2 separate regions of the Mus musculus genome follow, and region 1 is linked to region 2. Evidence: chromatin loops called from intact Hi-C (ENCODE). Cell type or tissue: gastrocnemius. All regions are shown on one strand. Each heading gives the region's core, and the rest is flanking DNA. Links, peaks and the distances in the headings are about the cores only.

The links. Peaks named below come from ENCODE experiments on the same cell type or tissue, not always from the same donor. Only the 100,000 strongest peaks of a DNase experiment are listed, where the experiment ranks them.
Region 1: it touches region 2 in a loop (1.9-fold over the local background); 4 of 42 quality-filtered maps call a loop at or near these places.

What each region holds. Positions count from the first base shown.
Region 1 is chr19:37,113,636-37,116,542 of GRCm38, forward strand. The region is part of intron 4 of Cpeb3 (cytoplasmic polyadenylation element binding protein 3); the gene reads right to left. Among named protein-coding and RNA genes, the nearest start is that of A330032B11Rik, 59 kb to the right of the region's middle. In gastrocnemius, for the core only: no CTCF peak of the experiment used is centred there; no DNase peak of the experiment used is centred there; H3K27ac peaks cover 1,676 bases.
Region 2 is chr19:37,173,226-37,176,132 of GRCm38, forward strand. Cpeb3 (cytoplasmic polyadenylation element binding protein 3) reads right to left here. Exons shown (of 11, transcript NM_001290827.1): 2 at 742-1,760. The coding sequence starts at 1,749. It overlaps A330032B11Rik (RIKEN cDNA A330032B11 gene), which reads left to right and starts at 618. Exons shown (of 3, transcript NR_045329.1): 1 at 618-808; 2 at 2,790-2,851. In gastrocnemius, for the core only: a CTCF peak has its summit at 1,416; DNase peaks (open chromatin) are centred at 1,245, 1,553, 2,099 and 2,364; H3K4me3 peaks cover 2,500 bases; H3K27ac peaks cover 2,500 bases.

The DNA of each region.
Region 1 (2,907 bases), core at 185-2,684, 60 kb before region 2:
CCACATGGTGACTTACAACCATCTGTAATGAGATCTGATACTCTCTACTCGTGTGTCTAAAGACAGCTACAGTGTACTTACATATAATAATAAATAAATCTCTGGGCCGGAGTGAGCGGGACCTGAACAAGCAGAGGCCCTGAGTTCAATTTCCAGCAACCACAGGATAGCTTACAACCATCTGTACAGCTACAGTGTAGTCATATACATAAAATAAATAAATAAATCTTTAAAAAAATAACTTAAAAAAAAAACCTTTGGCCCCTTGAAAGCAAGAACGATATGTGTTCTAAACTGCTGAGCCATCCCTCTCCAGCTTCTACCAGTTTGTTTTTTGAGACAAGGTCTCACTGTGCTGCTCTGATTGTCCTGGAACTCATGTAGAGCAGGCTAGCCTCAAACTCATACTGCCCAGCCTTGGCCTCCAGATAGCTGGAATAAACTACACTACACCTGGTTCAAACATTTGCTAAAATCACCATTTTAGTAGGCAATATATTAAGTTACAGTCAGTGGACTGGGATTGTAGCTGGGGATTGTGCACTTACCTAGCATGCACGAGGGCCTGTGTTCAACCTTTGCTCACTTACACATGCCCACCCCCCCCCCACGTATTTAAACATCTAATGTTGTCTTTTAGCTTCTACTGGAAGTTAGTCATAGAAAAATTCCACATAAAAGCTTAAGGTTAAGACCAAAAAGTTCCCATTCCCTTCATCAGATTGTAAGCACCCAAAGAATAGGAGGGGGAGGGTTGTCCCCAAGTGTTCTACTTGTTTCTTCATTGTAATAGTAGCTGAAAAGATACTTCTAGTCCAATGATTCTCAAACCAAGCCAGCAATAGCAGAGAAGGTAGAGTTCTCCATAGACACAATGAGCACATCAGGTAGAAACAGCACATCTTCATCTACTACACTCACACCTTATTATAAATTACTTTAGTATTCTAAACTCCTCCATTTCTCTGATTCTAATCCATCTTTCTTAGGAAGACCTTCTTATCTCTTTATAAACTTCAAAATTAACAATAATGATTAGTAAGCATGGTAGTAGCATTACTGAGATACTTTATAAAGGAGAATCCCATTGAGTAAAATAGTTTTAATGTTTAAGTGTGCTGAAGAAAACCGAGGATAGTCTGTTGATGATTTATGCCCTGGGAACTGTGTCCAACTGATCCAGCATCGAACTGGCCTGAGAATTTGCATACTACAGAGAAAGGAGCTCAATATTTAGCAGTTGGCCCACGGTAGTAGCACATACTTTTGGCCCATCCTGAGACTGAGGCAAGAGAATCAAGAGAATCAAGAGTTGCAGACCAGGGTGTGTTATGGTGCCAAGACCTTGTTAAGAGACAAAAAGAAAGAAAGAAAGAAAGAAAGAAAGAAAGAAAGAAAGAAAGAAAGAAAGAAAGAAAGGAAGGAAGGAAGGAAGGAAGGAAGGAAGGAAGGAAGGAAGGAAGAAAGAAAGAAAGAAAGAAAGAAAGAAAGAAAGAAGGAAAGAAAGAAGGAAAGAAAGAAAGAAAGAAAGAAAGAAAGAAAGAAAGAAAGAAGGAAAGAAAGAAGGAAAGAAAGAAAGAAAGAAAAACAGCTGGAGCCTTTCAACAAGCTTCTTCTCCAGACCACTATGTCAAAAACCTTGTGCGATCTCTTCAAACATTATATAAATCTTCAGTTTCTGATTACTTGAGCCAACCAATACTTGCTAATTCCACAATTGTGAACCTCCAAACAGAGTGGTGAGTTACAAAGAGTGGTCAAGCACATGGCTGCTGATGTGTTCAGGAGTCAGCAGCGCCAGTGCTGGGCCCTCTCTCTGGTCCGTGTTCCACGTCTCTTGCCTCCTGCAAGGCTTCTCTCACAGGAACAAGGGTTCCTTCATAGAAGAAGGTTACCAAAAATAACTTATTTGGGAGTTTGGGAACCGCTCCAGCCACAAGCAGCAGCCCCTCATCTGCCCCACACCTGGCCTGACTCCTAGCCTGAAGAAAAGCTACTTTCCACTTGGCTGAAACTTGCGCAGTGAATACAAACACCAGGATTAAAGCTACATCCCACAAACGGGCGGGCGCCACCATGCAGGTCCAGGGGTTGAACTCAGGTTGCTAGGCTTGGCAGTGAGTGACTTTGCCTGCTGAGCCAGCTCGCTGGCCCTGGTATTTCATCATTTTTTTTTTGTCTGAGTAGCAGTCTACTGTGTATTCATATCTCACCCATCCTTTCATAGATACCTGGATACTGTGGAATATGCCTTAATGGTCATGGGCATGCAGGTATAATTTCCTTTGAATCTATACCTTTGACTGCAGGGTCATGTGACAGTTCTATTTTTAATTTTTAAAAAAGAACACCCATACTAGAGCTGTACTATTAATAGCTGTGCTAGTCAATGTTGACCACTGGCAGGATTGGAGATGCGTGCATGTGTGTGTGTGTGGGGGGGTGGGGGGTTGCTTTTCTCCACATTCTGCCCATCACTCACTGTCATATTGATAAGAGTCATTCCAACAGAAATGAAGTACCACCTCCTTGTGGTTTGGATTTGCAATTCCTGAGTGTTAAGCAGTAATGAGTTTTGGGCTTTGTCTTGTTTTTAATTCCTATTGGCTATTATGTGAATGTCTTCTTTTGAGAAATGTTGAATAAGAACTTTCATACATCTTAACCAATTTCTGTATATGTGTTCATGTGTGCACACATATGCGACTGTATGTGCATGTGTGTAGAAATTAGAGGTTGACTTCAGGTGTCTTCCTCAGTTGTTCCCCACCATATTTTTAAAGGCAGGGTCTCTCACTGAACCTGGAGCTCACCAGTTAGGCTAGAGTGGCTAGCCAGCAAACTGCAGAGATCCTCCAGTCCCTGTCCAGCAGGGCTGGGATTACATGTTGCTGTGGTAAGTTTGTA
Region 2 (2,907 bases), core at 113-2,612:
AAATAGACTCCATTGCAATATGGCTCTGAAGGTCGTGTCCTATTGTCTCTCTCCTCTGGGGGAAAAATTTTTTTTAAACCTTCTTTTAAGTAACATGGGACTAGTTCTCCCTAAAATTTCCACTCTTTCCACTTCGATCCCTTATAGTTCCGGGTATTCATTGGATTCTCACACTCGTAATTTTCCTGCCAGGGCAATATGCTGATTATTAATGATTCCAGCACCTTAGACATAAACACATGGGTTCACATTAGTTTAGTTGGGCATAGGCAACTATTTGAAATAGCACCACTCAAAGGCTGTTAACAAACCAGGGTGATTTGGGCGTGAATGGCTTTTGGTCCGCACCTTGAGCCTAGTATTGCGTAACCTGAAAATGTGTAGCTACTTAAAATGATAGGAATCTCAGCCTACTCCTCCTGGGACTACTCCCGCACCTGACTATACACTTGCGGCTTAATTTGTCAAAGAAGGCCAAAATAAAAAGCACAAGCACAGTGAAGGAGGAAATGAACTGGGGGAAAAAAGCCCTTTCCTACCCTCAAGCAGTCACAATGTCCACTCAACTTCGCCCCCACCCCCACCCAGATTGGATGGAATGGACCCGGTGAACCAGAGGATTTGGAGGGTGCTGGAATTTGCTGTGCCTTCTAAATAACAGCGAGTGGACCAATTAAAATAACTAGGAAGAGGGGAGAAACATGCGAGAAGAAGGAGTGTGCAAGAGCACAGGGACTTTACCTGAAAAGGCAACAGATTGTTACCATTATCGGTCCGGAAAGCGTTATCCTCCATCCAGGACTTGGAGGTGAGCGGGGCTGCACGAGGGAACTTGGGTGGAGCGATCACATTGCTGGAGAAGGGCTTTTTGAGCGGCGAGATGGGGTTAAGCGGGGAGGGTACCCCCACACCTACACCCACGCCCACGCCGACCGCGCGGCGAGGGTCTCGGCCCGCCTGCAGGCCACCCCACGGGTTGGACGGAGCACTCCAGGCGGCGTTCACGCTCTGGTGCGTGTTCCAGCTGGACGAGGCCGAAGAGGCAGCGGCCGCGGCCGCAGCAGCCGCGACCGCCGAGGATGAGGACGGCTTGCTGGTCATGATGGGCTGGTGGCCGTAGGCAGCGGCGCTCCTCTGCGCATAGGGCGCCTGGCTGGGGCTGGCGGGCGAGCGGCGTTGCTGCGAGGGCTGCGCCTGCGGGGGCTGCGCGGGCTGCGGCGGCTGCGGCGCGGGCGGTGGAGGCTGCTGATGGTGCTGGGTCTGCGCCAGGCCGATCTGCGGCGAGAAGGTGCCTCCGAAGACCGGGTTGACGTGGTGCGGGAAGTTTTGGAAGAGCATGGTCCCGTTGACTGGGGTGATCCCCTGGAAGAAGCTGTCCTCCACCGCGTTTGTAGTGCCTGTGGACCAGGTGCTGCCGAAGGACGGCGACAGCGACGCTCCGGGCGCCGTGGGCTCCTGCGGCGGCGGCGGCTGCTGAGGGGGCTGATGGAAACTCAAGCCCGGCAGGAGCGGCGACTCCATCTGCATCTTGTCGGGGCCGTTGGGGGCTGGCGGAGCCGAGGCGGGGCTGAGGGCCGGCACTGCGCTACTGTCTTCGGGCTTGGGGATCTCTGAGGAGAGGGGCGTGGACGGGGCTTCAGCTGCGCCGGGCTCGGGCTGGAGCTGTTGCTGCTGCTGCTGCTGCTGCCGCTGCTGCTGCTGAGACTGGGGCTGGGTTTTGCTTTTGTCCATCAGTAAATCATCCTGCATGGTTTGCGCAGCTGAAACGGGAAGAAAGAGAGATGCGTTATTGTCAGTGTGATCATGAATGCCCCTCACTGAAGCGGGCGGGTGTTTTACTTGCGAAAATCCAGTGCCACCGCCACTAGCCAATTGCAATGCAAATCCATAATCTCGCATTTAGAAGAACAAGTCGGGCTGGGAGGGGGGTGGGGGGAGCTGGAGGGATCGAGCAAGGTCTCTAAAAATACTGTGAGAGCGTCTTCACCCTTTCTGACGTCTCGGCCCCTTTTCTGTGTTAGTGAGAGATGTGCTTATAAGACAGAAAGACAGCAATTTCGCCACGTCTCTTTTCCCTTCACCGGAACTCAGAGCGTTCACCCTGCAATGAGAAACTGATTCTGGTTCCTGTTTTTTCCCAAGCACCACCCTCCCCCAGTTATTTGCATACGTCAATAAATAGTGCTGCGTCCTTCAGCAAGGTTAAAAAGACTTGGTACACGACCCTCTTTCCCCCTTCCCCAGCTGGAGCACTTAGAAACCATTTTTTAAGCCGACTTAGCCCTCTTGATTAGCAAACTGCCTTCTTGCCTCGGATGATTGTTTCATTTGGCTGCAGCGAACCTCGAGAGACAAAATCTTTGGCATTTGTTGGAAGAACTCAGCTGCACAATCATTCTCTGGCCTCTCCGTAGCGGCAGCTACTCCATTTTGTTAGGAGACGTTTTAATATAAAAGAAACCTCAGTTTTTAGAAAAATGAAAATCGCCGGGCGTGGTGGCGCATGCTTGAAATCCTAGTACTCTGAGGGAGAGGCAGAAGGATCAAAAATTCAAGGTCAGGCTTAACTATTTAGCCAGTTCGAGTCCAGCCTGGTATATAAGAAACCTGACTTTAAAAAAAGAAAGAAAGAAAAGAAAAGAAGTAAAAGAAAAGAAAAAAACCTACTGAAACGTTTAGAAGTGTTTGCTTCTTATTACTCTAAGGATTGTGGGTTTTCTGCTTATTCTCCGATTTTCTCCTCTCCAGTTCTGCCGCCCAAGTGATTTACTGGCTTCTTGGCATTTCAGGTCTCTACGGGAGCCTGAGAAATTCTCTGCAGAGTGGAGAAATGCTTCTGCTTGGATTTGAGGTCAGAGGGAGGAAGGTGGGGAGTGAGGAGGGGAGGGGAGGGAGTCTGTGAGATGG